2 separate regions of the Mus musculus genome follow, and region 2 is linked to region 1. The links are chromatin loops, found by intact Hi-C in ENCODE. Cell type or tissue: heart. All regions are shown on one strand.

Evidence for each region. Hi-C counts contacts between places; a loop is a spot of excess contacts. Peaks named below come from ENCODE experiments on the same cell type or tissue, not always from the same donor. Only the 100,000 strongest peaks of a DNase experiment are listed, where the experiment ranks them.
Region 2: a loop joins it to region 1, with 2.0 times the contacts of the local background. A loop is called at or near these places in 3 of 42 quality-filtered maps.

The regions. Positions count from the first base shown.
Region 1 is chr10:99,751,427-99,759,426 of GRCm38, forward strand. Csl (citrate synthase like) reads right to left here. Exons shown (of 1, transcript NM_027945.3): 1 at 6,279-8,000. The coding sequence starts at 7,775. The coding sequence ends at 6,375. Among named protein-coding and RNA genes, the nearest start is that of Gm35206, 4.1 kb to the right of the region's middle. In heart, no CTCF peak of the experiment used is centred here; no DNase peak of the experiment used is centred here.
Region 2 is chr10:99,938,672-99,946,671 of GRCm38, forward strand. No RefSeq gene overlaps it. Among named protein-coding and RNA genes, the nearest start is that of Gm35437, 40 kb to the left of the region's middle. In heart, no CTCF peak of the experiment used is centred here; a DNase peak (open chromatin) is centred at 3,190.

The DNA of each region.
Region 1 (8,000 bases):
AACTGTACCCAGAAAAGTTATACTTCAAAACTGGTGGAAAAATGAAGATATTCCAAGACAATGAAGACAACTACAAACTAAGACAATGTTTTCCCAACTGGCCAGAATTGATAAAAATAACTAAAAAGAAATTCTATATGAGGAAAAAAGAGGAGAGAGAGAGAGAGAGAGAAGGAGGGAGGGAGGGAGGGAGAGAGAGAGAGAGAGAGAGAGAGAGAGAGAGAGAGAGAGAGAGAGGCAGAGAGGCAGAAAGATGTAGAGAGACACAGGTAGATGCAGAGAGAGATAAGACAGAGACAGAAACCAAATCATGAAAGCATAAGAATCAACAATTTCAATAAAGTGTTAGGACCCCAAACGAATAACAACAACAAAAATCAACAAATGAAAATATGTCATTGTTCTACATATCAATAATGAACTTTCTGAGGGAGAAGTCCAAGGAAGGATTCTATTTACAATGTCATTAAAAACAAGCAAGTAAACAACTACCCAAGAATCAAATTAACTGAGGAGGTGATGAACCTCTACAGTGAAAGCTTTAAAACATGGACAAAAGGCACTGAAGACACTAGAAGAGAAAGACCTATTATGCTCATGAGAGGCAGAATTAGTATTAGGAAGATGGCCCATTACCAAAAGCAACCTACAGATTTAATTTGATATCCATCCTATTCTAACAGCTGCAAAGATGGGAAAGCATACACCATTAATCCCAGAACTCAGGAGATAGAGGCAGGCAGATCTCTCTGAGTTTGACCAGCCTACTCAACCCAGTAATACCCTGCCTCCCATCAAAAACTTCAATGGCCATCTCCAGAGAACTAGAAATGGGTTCTGTGGTTCAAGGAAGGAGGCAAATGGAGAGATAGAACAGAAGATAAGGATAAGCATTGCATATTATTTCTCATTCAAATAATAGGGGTTCAAATATGTATTCAAAAATACATAGGCATGACATGAAGGAGAAAGAGGCGTATTTGGGGGGAGGGGGAGACTAGCAGGAGTAAGAACAAGGAACCGCTTTGGAGGGTTGAATGTGAATAAAGTTCAATGGTGCTTGGTCATGAAAATGTCATTATTTTGCCAGCTTAATAAACAATAAAAACAGAGCTAGGAAAAAATTGAAAAGATTTTGAGATTCTTTACCAAAGATAATCATTTCACTAGACTTCCTAATATCTAATGGGAATTTATTTTTGTGAATTTAAGATATATGTTTGTATTAATCACCCACTTCTAAAATAGATTTGAAGCATCTTACAATAATAATTTAAAAAATGTACTACGGCATAACTAAAATAGAGATTAAGAAGGAAAGCCACTGGCTTGAGGAAGCTGCTTGAAATCAGGGCACTTTTGTTAGGGATGCCTTGTGGAGTGGTACACATATCATAATTATAGTAGCTCCTGCCTGTAATTGTTCTCATTGAAAAAAAAGAAAAAAGGAAGCATATTAATTTATATTACACACAACTTCCTTGTCTCTCTACTCTGAGATGAAATTTATCAAGTGGAGACTGTCATCAATAGTAGATTTAAAAAAAGATGAAATTATTTCTGCTATAATTTTAGGGCAAAAGGGTTGAAATTTACACTGGGCCAAAACATTTCTATTGGGATGTAAAGTAATCAAAATGGATACAGTACAGAATGAGGCTTTCTTATCATTCAAGAGAGTTGTAAGATGACTGATGGAAACGTTACTTACACAGAACAGCCCCTAGTACACGTCCATTAACTAACATGGATTCTGATCAAACCCGAACAGCAGAAAAACTTAAGATTGAATTCTTTATGTGTTCCTAAAATAATTATTCTTCATTATTAGAGTAAATTTGCGTTCAATAATTACAATGCATGCATTTTATAAAGTTATGTACCTTGTTCTGAATATTAAAGACAGTTGTATTTTTATGCAAATTGCAAGGTGACTTTCACAGATGGGCTAGAGGCAGGCCACGTGGAATAAGGAACTTCTTGAATTTCAAATAACGGCTCATTTGAAACACCAGAGGTCCTGAGCAATAGTTTCTAATGAGGTTTCTGCAGAAATACCATTTGAGGGCTTATTCACTTTTTTTGAAAAAGTATTTTCTTCACATGTCCACAAAATTTGAGTCTCCAAGAATCAGGTGTGGGTATGAATGTTGAAAACCCAAATGTTCCTAGGAGACTGTGATACAAATCTTCCATGAGAGCTCTGGCCTCAAAGCGTCATTGCTGCATTACCTAAGAGGGCACGAGGGAAGGGATTATGCTGTGTATAGTTTGTCTAAAATATTTGGTTGGGAGAAGAATAACATTTATATAGTTCTAAACGTGAATTTTCCATAAGAAAATTTCCATGGAATAGGTTTTCAATAGAAAGTTATTGTTATAAAATACTACTACTACTACTACTACTACTACTACTTTTTCATGGAATAGGTTTTCAAAAAAAGTTATTGTTATAAACTACTACTACTACTACTACTACTACTACTACTACTACTACTACTACTACTACTACTAATCTTTCATAAATGAAAACAGTCACACTGGTTTAGGTGGCTGCAGGTTCTGGTTACTTTTTTGATGAAAGCTAGGACCATCTTGGAAGAGGAAACCTCAGTTGTAAACATACCTTCATCATGCTGGCCAGTAGACAATCCTGTGGGGCGGTTTCATGGTTAATAACTACTATGGAAGGTCCCAAGACACTGTAGGCAATGCTACCACTGGGCAGGTTGTCCTGACTTGTGTAAGAAAATAGGATGACGAAGCCATGAGGAACAAGTCAATGAGCAGCCCCCCTTAATTGTCTCTGCTTCAGTCTCTGCTCCAGGTTCCTGCCTTGAGTTTCTGCTTTGACGTTTAAACAAGTAGAGTCTAAGAAGAAAATGTTACAGACTAGGAACCACTTCTCCCCCCTCACATCCAGCACACGTAAGCAAAACAACATAGTTAGAGCCATCCAAATATTACAGTCACATCAAATTTGTCCTTCTGTGTCATCCACAAGAATGACACAAAGGAGGAGCTGGAACATGAGCCTGTGTTAGAAAGAAAGAAAGAAAGAAAGAAAGAAAGAAAGAAAGAAAGAAAGAAAGAAAGAAAGAAAGAAAGAAAGAAAAGACAGCTCCTAAGGAACAATACCGAAGATTGTGTTTCAGCCTACACACATACACACACGCACATACACATGCACGCACACACACACAAACACACACTCACACACATATACACATTCATATATACACACATACACACACTCACACTCACAGATACACACACATACATTCACATGTACATACACACTCACACACAGATATACACACTCACACATACATTCTAATGTACACACACACACACTCACACACATATACACATACACTCACACACACAGATACACACATTCATACACACACACATACACTCACACACACAGATACACACACATATACATTCACATGTACACACACGCACACATACACATACACACTCACACACACACTCACACATACATTCACATGTACACACACATACACACTCACACACAGATACACACACTCACACATACATTCTAATGTACATACACACACACTCACACACATATACACATTCATATACACATACACTCACACACACAGATACACACATTCATATACATACACATATACTCACACACACAGATACACACACGCACACATACACATACACAGATACATACATACATACATCCTAATGTATATACCAACACACACACATACACACACGAACATACTCTGTATGTAACACCTCTGCCTAGATTCTTAACCATGGCTTATGCTCACTCTCACTATTAGACAGATGAAGAAAATCTGGCACAGTACAGTCACTCAGGGAAAGCAAGGGAAGGGGCAGGAGCAGGGAGAGGCATTTGTAGTGGAGAAGGAAATCTTGCAGAAAAGCTGAGGGTGTTCATTTCTTAAATGAACTTTTAATTTTAATTTTTCTGATAAGCTACAAAGATAATTCTCACCCAATTTCTGCTCATACTTCCATAATTTCATAATTTCTGCTCAGACTTTCATAATTTCTTATAGCACAACTCATGTCAAGATTGAAACTAACATTAGTATATTACTTTATTGAATTTTTTAGTTTTCTATCCTTCCTTCCTTCCTTCCTCTCTCCCTTCCTTCCTTCCTTCCTTCCTTCCTTTCCTTTTTATGAATGTTCTTTTTCTGCTCCAGGTTCCAGGGTAAGACACATTTACCTGAAAGGGACTGGGAGAAGTTCTCAGTAGTGAGATAGCTACAAGGTAGTACTGAGTAGATCTGGGAATGAGAGGACAGGTGTGAGAGTGGAGAGACTGGCCCAGGACAGGTCATGTGACAGGCTGTGAGGAATAGAAAGGCTGCAGACTTATCTTAGCCAAGGCCAGCTATAGTCAAGTAGAGTTGTATTGTATGAGCGGTATGGGAAGTCAGAGAAGGACTCAGGGTGTTTAAGGAAGTTGGGGGAAGAACATGGCTTTCCAGCCCTTTCCACTAAGATCTGGGTCTGGAACGAGATGAGATTTCCTATAAGCAACCAATGGGCAGACACTGACCAGGTAAACGCTACATTGTCCTTCCCGGACTGGATCCTGTTAAGCTTTGGGGACAATGATGTCATTTACTTCTATATCATGATCTAATTTACATAACAAGCACAGTTTTTGCTGGGTCTATATCACTCCCTGACCCCTAAGGGAGGTGAAGCTTGAGTGTGTGCACACATGTACACACGCGCGCACACACACACATTTATCCATGCTCACCCTGACCTCTACACTGTCTAATTCATCAACCTTTTAGGTAGAAGTCACTTAATATCATGTCAGGAGAGGATTCTGAGGTTTAAAAAGGTCATGTAATTTTCATAATGTCAAACTCCATGGTGAATAGTAAAGCATGAAATGTAACTAACTTCAGACATCAAGCCCTGCACTTTATTGTTTCCACCAAGCTTAAGGACTTTATTTATTTTGTTAATAAAAATATTTATTTTCACTTTAGACAGAACATCCTGAAGTCTGCATCATGACTTTAACAGCTACCCGGGGGTTTACAGTGTATCCATCTCAACAGTGTGGTGGTGCTGGAGATGGGTTCCATACAAACACAGGCAGGAGCTTTGGGATAAGGAGCCAGGACAACAGGAGTGTATCTCAACCCTTTCTCAATCATCAGGCAGTAGAGCATTCTGAGTCACTGAAAACCTGTGCAAACAGGGCTACTGAAATAAATGCTCTGCTATGAGCTCTTACTTATGGGAAGAGCAAAACACATTGATAATGAAAGGACCATTTCCTTGACATGGGATGAGAAGGCGGCTCACTGTTTTGAATGTCTCCAGCCTTAGGTCTATCTAATATCCTAGTATGGGAACTATGTATAATTTGCTGTTCAAAAAGAAAGGCTAGAACCCCTAGGACGAGACCCCAAAGAGGCTGGTCATTCCTGAGCCTTTATTCTGTGCTAGAACATAGTAAGAGGAGAAACCAAGGTCAGAAGGTAGTGGCTTATGTTCCATGGAAGTAAAAGCCCAACTCCACATTAAAGACTGATAAAGTCGAATGCCCAGGGAAGACCACAGATCGGATACACCTGCTAATAGAGGAACCTAGCACAGGCCAGGACAGGGAGACCCTGATCATCCTTAGCTTGAGGCACAGCAAGGTATAGAAAGCCTGGAAGGAAACCTAACACCCCCCAGACCTTAACTTTAATGCTATAATTTAAAAGGAGAAATAGATTCAAATGTTGGGTGCCGGTCAAAATAAATACCATGCCACTTACGGTCACCTGATAACATTAAAGAGTTGCCAAAACATCTCCAGATAACCAATAGATCTTGCTGGTTAGGAGGTGTTTGTGTACATTGGGAAAAGGCCATGGTGTTTGATACAGCTGGCATCCACTATGATTTCTATGGACATAAAGGGGACCTGTCTCTGGCTTAAATGATTTGGGGACTGGAAGAGTAGAAACGAAAGCTCCATGGAGTGACTGCAGCTTTTCTGTAACCTGCTTTGACCTAAAGAAGAGAGGAGCCAGACTCTTGCTCTAGAGATGGTGAGTGGCCGGATCTAACCCTGACCACAAGCATCAGGGCAGTTCATCCGACAGCTTGCTGGGCAGCTCATACCAGGAGGGGGAGTTGAGCTGGTGAGGGGAGGAGGAGGTCACTTTGCCTTTCAAGTCTCAATTTAAAGCTTCAAATATATTTTCAATGCCTCATATAACAGTTAAATCTTAAGTCTTAAAGGCCCCTGGAACAAAACAAAAATTAGAATTTATTTTTAATAAATTTTTATCCTCGTTTTCTTATGGGCAGTCGTCCCCCCCCTCCCCCCGTCTCCCATTTTATCCTGACTCAGAGTTCACAAACTTCATCAGAGCATCCGTGCTCATGGACTTGGGCCTTTCCAGAGGGAAGCCTAGGGCTCTGCTCCAGATGAGCTGGGACAGAACGCCCAGTGCCCGCGACACTCCGAACAGGACTGTGTAGTAATTCATCTCCCTCATGCCGTAGTACTGGAGCAGCACCCCACTGTGAGCGTCTACGTTGGGCCAAGGGTTCTTAGCCTTCCCTTGCTCTAAGAGGATATCGGGTACAATCTTGTACAGCTGACCAACCAGCTTGAACATGGGATCCTTAGGCAGATGTTTCAGAGCAAACTCTCGCTGACAGGAATAGCGAGGGTCAGTCTTCCTCAGTACTGCATGGCCATAGCCTGGGACAACCCGTCCTGAGTTGAGTGTGTTCCAGATGTAGTTTTTTAACTTCTCATCTGATGCATCTTCGCCAACTTCCTTCTGTAGCTGTGTCAGCCAGACAAGCACCTCCTGATTTGCTAGCCCATGGAGAGGCCCCGCCAGCCCATTCAAGGCTGCTGCAAAGGACAGGTAAGGATCAGAAAGGGCACTGCCCACCAAATGGCTGGTGTGGGCACTTACATTACCACCCTCATGGTCACTGTGGATGGTGAGGTACAAACGCATGAGCTCGGTGAACTGAGGGTCCGTGTAGCCTAACATGTTGGTAAAATTGTGGGACCAGTCCAGCTTAGAGTCAATGGCCTCAATATTCCTATCTTCCCGGTACAGATTCCGGTAGATCTTTGCTGCAACACACGGAAGCTTGGCAAGCAGGTCCATACAGTCTTCATAGGTGAGCTCCCAGTACTTAGTTCGGTTCATTCCCTGCGCATATGCCCGGGCAAAGTTGCTTTCATTGTTGAGGACTGTGATGGCTGCACTGAGCTGAGACATGGGGTGCAATTTGGTCGGAAAATTGTCCAGCATGGTGACGACATGAGAAGGTAGAGCTGCCCTTTTTACCCATTCTTGTGAGAGCCAAGATACCTGTTCCTCTGTGGGCATCTGTCCAGTTACCAGCAGCCAAAATAAGCCCTCAGGCAGGGGTTCTTTCCCACCCTTAGCCTTAGGCAGCAGTTTCTGGCACTCAGGGATACTGTAGCCTCGGAAACGGATGCCCTCATCAGGATCAAGAACCGATGTCTCATACACAAGTCCCTTCATGCCTCTCATGCCACCGTACATCATGTCCACAGTGATCTGGCCCACAACTGTCTTCCCGTGTTTCTTTCTGAAGGTCTTAATTCTGGCTTGCTCCTTGGGTATCAGATTCCTCAGCACGTCTTTCAAGTTCGTGGAAGAAGCACTGGCATGCCGGGCGGCAAGGACAAGGCAGGGTGGGTTTTTGGTTCCCAAGAACCAGGCTGCCGCAGTAAGTAGAGCCATGGCAGGCGAACTCCGAGACCTGGCAGGATGGGATCAAAGGGAGAGAGCTGCAGCGACAACAGTTCGGAATGGCCGCCACTGTGATGGAGACCACGCCAACCGCCAGTGATGTTGAAAGGCTGAGCTCAAGGACTTGAATTTGCGCTTATCAGAGATCAAAGTGTGATTCTCTCCCTCCTTTAAGCAGACTGCTAAGTGCTACAGCAATTTTTTCAAAGGAACGAA
Region 2 (8,000 bases), 190 kb after region 1:
GGTACTGATCAGATGGGACTGAAGAGTCAGTTGTGGTTGATATCAGCATCATTGAGACAAAACCTTCTAGGAAGAGTTTCCTTGAAGTCACACAGACACTATGGCCCAGAAGGGGCTAAGATTGTACCTTGTGCTTGTTACTGAATTTGTTAATGTATAAGTCTTCTAGGTGGTACTAGTTTTCAAGGCATGAAGGAGTCGGGGAGAGCAGCTGAGCCTTGGCAGTGGAAGCCTCCGCAGTAGGAGGCCCAGGATTAAATGACTCAAAAAGCGAAGTTGAGGCTTGGTACCACGCTGCAGAGTTGGAGTTTGTGAATGTAGTCCAGGAGAGGCTGTTGGGAGGGTTCAACCCCTGTGAAGTGATCAGCCTGGGCATACTAGACAAGCTCTGTGTACTGTGGAGGGAAAAGCCGGAGAAGTGAAGCGACTCAAGCCCTTTGGATCAAAAGGTCATGAGTGAATGAATCCCAGATGTCCAATATTGAGTTTTTGACACTTGGTCTTTGGGTTTGCCATAACTTAAAGGAACCGTGTCCTGGTTCTTCCATCTTGGGATAAGAAAGTACTTAACTTGTTTTTATTTGTTTGTTTGTTTGACTTTGTAGGAGTCCACATTTGAAAAACTGGATATTTTGGAAGGGTATTAAACTTTGTAAGAGACTTTGAATATTTAAAAATGACCAAACTTTAAAAGTGTTTGAATTTTTAAAGACTATGGCACGTGTACAATGATTTATGTTTTATATTGTGATGTTGATATTAATATGAGATCTTGGGGATAGGGAAGAAAGAAAACATTACAGTTGAACAGGGATGTGCTTGTGTGTCAGGTGACAAGGTGTCAGTTTTTCAGGTTCATGCCTTGAGTTCCTGCCCTGAGTTCCCTCAATGATGGAGTATGACCTGAGAGTTATAAAATGGAATAAACTCTTTCCAATCAAAGTTGCTTTTAGTCCTGGTATTCTTACCATTACCATAGAAACCTAACCAAGATGTGAGCCAAACACTATGACAAATGCATGTTAACTAATGTCACTGTCTTCATCATCATTATGATACTTCCTATCATAGGTATGATATCTTCCATTTCCACTTTCCACATAATGAAATTAAAGCCCAGAATGACACATTTGTATGCTCAGCTGCTCACAGGTAGAGACTCTTGGAGCCAGTTTATTAATGCAGGCATTTTTCCCAATTGCCTGCATCTCCCAATTACCTGTTCTCCTAGTGCCTCCTGTGAGGCCTCTGAATTCTTCATGGCAATCATGACTGAGTGATCGAAAGATAAGGGGTTAATTTTTTTCTTGGGAATATTAGGTTCCACAGAGCTGAAAACTTCTGAAACTAACAGTAGAGCCAGCTAAGCATGTGTCAATTCAAATTCACTTCTCTAGTTATCGTATGGCATGAATCCAACAGTAGGTATGTCTGCATCCTTTTTCCAGGTGCTGATACCAGACTGCCAGCTCCTCAAAGCTGGCAACATTACCAGCAGCTGGTTGACTGGGTTTGAGCAATACCACTGTGTGGTCTGTGGAAATATTTTGGATGTTTTCTATTCTTCTTTCCATTCCTCAGTTTCTCAGAAGGAAGAAACAAGTGCCTGGCTGCCAGTTGCTGCCAACAAGGTTCCACTTTCCACCTTTCCCTTCAACAGTCTCCGAAATGTACTAGGACAGGACAGGTGACAGGCATGTCTTGGGTTTCTGAGTAGAGGGCAGGCACATCACTATTTACAACTGATGGCATGTTGCCATCTCTATGCGTATCTAATGCTGAGTTGACAGCAAACAAGTTGGAACGTACATCAGAATCTTATTAAACTAATCTACACTATAATCTATAGATTTACCGTCACCAAGACTCTAGGTAAGAATTGGATTTCATGCCATGTAATTAGGCTTAATGAAATCTCTGTAATGCTTTATAATCAACCAATGGGTTCTTATTTGCCTTCCATTCAACACCGACTAATGCTTCTTATAGCACTCAGAGGCTAGGAAAGGCTGCTTCCTTTCAAATAATTTGTTTCTTTTTTTCCCCCATTTTAAAAACATTATTCACTGTTATGTGTATGACTGGGATTCCAGAAAATTCACCAGTTGGACCCAGAAAGTCTTTTAAAACAGGCTGTTCAATAGCATCATGTTCACGTTCTTCCAGAATTATTTTGGCCCATTGTTTCCCCAAAACATCTCCATCTAGACCAACTGGGTGCTCCCTTCAAAAACAGGCTAGAGGGCTACATTGTTGAGACCCCTAAATCAGCAGGTTAGCTGAAGGTTTGTCCAGCTATCATTCCAGGTGGCTCTTATTTATCTTTATATTTTGCAACTTCTGCTTGCTGGCAAGGGGGACAAAATGAATGGTGAATTCAACCCCAGCCAGAAAAAGAAACTTTTCACTTGGGCCCAGCAGCTTCCTATCTGCACAAAGCTACTTGCTGGCTTACAACCTATAGCACACTACGCTATTATCTGCAGCTTCACAAAGAGGTTTTCAGATCTGCAACATAAAAGATGTTGTAACAAACCACACAAATGCTGCACAAACTAACGCAAATGTGCAGGGAGAATTTAATACCTGCAGATATAAAACCCTCAAGTTTGTTTTTAAAGCTCCCTTTGATCTTGAGAAGAAAGAGCGATTTAATCAGCCCTTTGGAGAAGTTATCCCATGCTGGACTTTGGCTGCCTCATTTTAGTTCAAAGCAGGCAAAGGTAGTTTCTTTTGAACCGGGATGGAGAGGACGGGTAGAGATTGATACAAATGAACATGATTGATACAAGCCCTTGATTCCCCTGGATCATAAGATGAGGACTGTAAAATGCAAAACGCAATTTTTTTAAAAAAAAAAAGAATTTGAACAGCCTGTACTCTGCAGACACCTAAAATGTAGCTGAATTGTAGTTTCTCAATTTGTTTTATGCTTTTTCGTGAAATCCCAAAATGGGCGAATGAACTAATAAATCATCTTAAATAATTTGCTTGAGCGTGTTTTACGTACTTCCTGTTCCTTGAACGGTTTCCCTCCAGTCACCAGGGTTGCCGGAGCATTACAAATGAGCTTTTCCTACTGCTGAACTCTGGCTGGCCTCAGTCAACCTGACAGGCTAAAGAACAAGAGAAAGGTCCCTAGAAGCAGGTGGCTTCATGTAAGACTCCCAACCCTCCATCCTTTCAGGACCATGTGGCCACCGGTTTCTCTGAACGACTGGGGCTGGGTGCCAGCATGATCCTTTTGCTCCCAGGCTAATGTCATTGTCCACCGCCTTCACTGCTTCGGTTGTTCCGTTGTTTCACTTTTCCCCTCTTAGTCTTTGTTCGGAGCTCAGCTAGACAGACATCTAGCCAAGCTCAGAGCGGTTCTGTGGAATCACAGTGAAGAATGGAGAGGAAGCGAACTCATTTATTTTTGTCACAAAAGAAAGCTCATTTGTTACAAACCTACTTAATGATTCCTTTAGTCTCTAAGACTGCAAACACTCTACGAGCAGAAGTTTGTATAAAGACTGAACACTAGGCTTTGAGGGCTGTTGCTGATGGCTTTCTTATATATCCCATGTAAAGTTGCAAGCTCATTTACATGTTAGGCACTTTATTAGTTCTTTGGGGGTTCAACCTTGGGCGATTAAAAGCAATGGTATAAAAAATAAGTGGAATTTTTGCACAGGGCTTTTGGATTTGTGCTAAGGAGTAATAGAACAATTCAGGACAGTTGTTTAATCCGTAGAGTTTTACAGATAATTTTTAGTCACTATTACCTAACTATTCCCTCTGAAGCACAACACTGATTTTTTTTTCCATTGTGGAGAAGGGAAATTTATTATGTCTCATGGTTTCTGGACTCTGTATCCGGGGCTAGCTGAATCTGCTGCATTGAGCTTGAGGCGAGGCAGGTGACAGAGGCTTCTTGCCTCATCGTTACCAGGAAATGGAGAAAAAGAACAAGAAGGGGCTGATGGACCTTTCCATGGTACTCAGAGTACATGTGACATGGACTGTGCTGCTTTTGGGGGCCAGTCTTTTCTTTCTGCCATTTGGGTCACAGGGACTGAACTCGGGCTGTCGCGGTTACTGACAAGCTCTGTTACATACTGAGTCATCTCACTGGTCTATTCACTATTATATAATATTATTCCACGGGATAGTTTGACTTTCCTCTTCTTATGTGTTGAAGTATTGTCATGCTTCTAATGTTCTTAGCAACCTCTCAGAATAAAAAGGATCTTATGGGATAATATAAGTTAAGGCATGGTTACTGAATTCTATGTTTTCTTTTAAACTCTCCTAAAATAATCTATCATTTGTGTGTGTGCGCGCGTGTGCATGTGCGTACACGCGTGCACATATCCTTTGACAACTGAATCCAATATATCTCAATAATTTTCAGTCCTCCTCCCCAGCTTCTTCCAGATCAACCCATCTCTTATTCATCCTGCTTTGTGTCCTTTTGTTTATTTGTTTGTTTTTAAACCAACACATTGGATTTGTTCTGCCCAAATACTCAAAGATATATGGCTTTCTAACAGAGCACGGCCCACTGGGCAGGGGCTACAGTCATATAGAATACCGGCTCTTTCTCTCCTAGAAACTATCATTTGCCAATAGTTCTTCCAGGCCTTGATGTCCACCTCCCCTCTCCATGCTGGGGTTTGGTCTGACTTGAGTGTACGTTATCAAAACTATCCTGAGTTCTTAACATGTAGCTGTCCTGCTATGTCCAAAAGACAGAGTTTCCTCTCAGCCACCAATTACCTCTGTCTCTTACAATTTTCCTGGCCTGTCTTCTGAAACGTCTGAGTCTCATAGATGTTCCATTTAGAGATGAGCATTTCAACACCTCTTTTTCTCTGCACTTGGGTCTCTGTGTTAATAACCATGTACTGCAAATGGAAGCTTCTTTGATCCAGGTTGAGAAATGAATTTATCTATGGGTTATAACAGTGAGTAGTCAAGAATCCATTTCAAACTATGTAATTTGGCAGCAAATGGTAGTCAGTGCACCACAAGGGCCTATGACCTATCTAGCCATGGGTTCTTAGTGGGTGTCTGGTATGTGTTTCTTCCTGTGGACAAGACTTAAATCCAATCAGAAAGTTGTTGTCTACACCCATGATATTTGAGTCACTAGTGCACCAATGACCATGTCTTGCAAGCCAGTCATTACTGTAACTCAGGTGAAAAATATAGTACAAAAGATAAGGTTGATGACTTTATTTCTTTTCCAGTAATATACATAGCACCTTCAACATTATGAAAGCTAGCCAATAGGGCTGACGCTTCCAGGTGAACACTAGCTTGATTGCTCTGTGTCCGAAAACCAAAGTATGTGGTATCTAAAGCAATTGGGTCCTACAGTTATGGAGGGCAACCAAAACCATGGTAATAGCCTGTTGGGCTATGGGTCGCACTTGCTAAGAACACTAAAAGATATAATTCATTTCTAACACTGTGCTTTTTATTTGTTAGCCTGTGCTGTCTAGTGGGAGGTATTGTCACCATGTTAAAGAATGCACGACTGTCACCCTGAGTCCAGAACAATTATTCATGTAGACATCACAGTAGTTGATCATCTCCCACTTCAACAACCTCTCTCTCAGTCTTTTTCTAAACTCTAAAAGGACAGGGGCCTTTGTCTCATTTGTCTTTGTGTCACTAAAGCTTAGTACATTGTGTGTCCCAAGCAAGTATACAAAAATATTTAGTGATTATGTCATATGTGCTCCCATGATCAGAATTTATCTGAACTGACAATAACAAATGCATATTTAACCAACCATAATGCAAAGATGAAAGAGCCATTATTTTTAAAACTAGAAGTACACTGGTTCTATCTTTTTATAGAATGTGTTAGTTTTACAAATAACTTGCAATCACTAAGCAGAATATTCCTTGGCAGGAAAGCATATAGGTAAACACTTAACATTTTAAACTCTGCTTTTTGCCTAACATTTAATCTTCCCTTTAGAAAATAAACTATGCACGCTTGAATTGCTGCATATTGACTTTCTATTTTACTGCAGAAATTTGCATAATTGTGAGGCACTTAAAATGAGAAGTTGTCTTCTGTTTTCACTCTGATTCTGGCTATGTGTAGGCAAACTTAACTTAATCAAAACTTAACCCTATATAAGCAAATTGTATATTTAGTCCCACTGGGAAAAAAAAAGGAAAAAATACAGAAAGAAAAAAAGAAAGAAAGAAAAAGAATAAAAGCAAACCAAGACCTATGTCAGCAAGAGAGAAGGGGGCCATGTTGGTTTGCAATCGTAGGGGCGGGGCTGGGTAGGTGGAGTAGGTGCTGCTCCTTGGAGAACCTGAGTTCCATTCTCAGCTTCCAAGTTGAGTATGTCACAGGCACCTCTAATTTCACCTCTGGGGGATCCAATACCCTCCTCTGGCCTCTGTGGCCACCTGCACTCATGCAAAGACACATGCATCTCCACACAATTACAAATAAAAGAAGCTCACATTTTAAAAAGAATTTATTCACAATTACGAAAAACTAGCCTTGCTACCTAAGAGGTTAAATTAGTCACATATTTGCCAGACATTAGTGCTTATGTTTTTTATATGGTACCAGGTTGTTGTTTTTTCCACCATGGTGATATTATTAGTAAGATAAATATATTAGTAGTGACTTTGGGGTTTGTTTGTTTGTTTTTGCTTTTGTTTTGTTTTGTTTTTTTTGTCCTGAAACTCTTTTCTTTTTCCACTATAGCAAAGTTCTTATGGTAAACTAATTTTCTCTAGTTAAGCGTAAATCACTGGTAGACAAGAAGGCCAAGGCCTTTGCTATTCACAAGTTTGAGTCACATCCTAAATCTGTTAGGATGAGCAATTGGCTCTGTCTCTACAGAAAATTAGAGCTTCCTCTTTGCTAAAACAAACCAGAATTAAGATTCTTCTGCCAATGTTGTAGCTCCTTGTTACATCCATCAACTGGATTCCAGCCTCATTTCTCAGGAAGTATCACTTGGCAGAAGGCAAACGACCCATGAGACCTCAATGACTCACGTTTATTTGCTTTTTTGAAATGCTTTTACAATGATCACTATTCTTCATGAATAAAATTTACTTAATTTTTAAAGACAAAATGTCTTTATTTCTAGTAACCATGAGACATTCAAAAACATAAATTAAGACAAACTACTAGCATCTTAAAGGCACTAAGTTGTGTTGATCGATTCTTTGAGAATTTCACTCTTCTATGTAAGGCAGCCACGTGTGTTCTATGTTCTCCAAATGCACATGGATGTGGAGTCATCTACTGTAGCATGGACAACCTACAGGTACCACACCTCTGAGAAAACTGATTTTCTTTCCCCAGAAGCTGTCAACTGCCAATAGCTCTGAGCTAGGGGTGACACTTTAGGATCTCGTCCTCATCCATGCTGCAATGTTGTCTGGTTTGATCTTGTGCTAGTCTTGTGCTGGAAGCCAGGCTACTGTGACTTCTGAGCTCACTAGCCCTGTCTTATCCAGGAGACAGTGCTTTGCAGAGTACTCTCCAACATCTGCCTCATATAGTCTTTCCATTCTCTCTCCCACAGTGCTCCTTGAGTTATGAGAAAAGGAAATATATGTATATGTATGATATGTATGCATATGTTTAGATATGTATATATGTGTGTATATGTGTATATATGTATATCCCATCTATGGCTAAGCATAGATGTCACAGTGTCTTGCTCTCTGCATTTGGCTTGTGAGTCTCTATGATAGCCATTTTCCATGGCAAGAAGCTTTTCTGCAGAGGAGTGAGCTGTTCTCATCTACAGACAAGTACTTAGAAGGCAGTTTGATATTATGAGAATAATTTTTAAAAGACTTTCTGCAATTTCAGAAGTCTTTCCATTGGATGATACTTAAAAGCACTAGCTTCAAATCTGGGCTTCAAAACGTATTAGATAAAATGACTGACTATCCATAAGACTCTGTTTCATCTCCACAAATGAGTGATTACGTAATTGCCCCATAAAGGGATACATTGT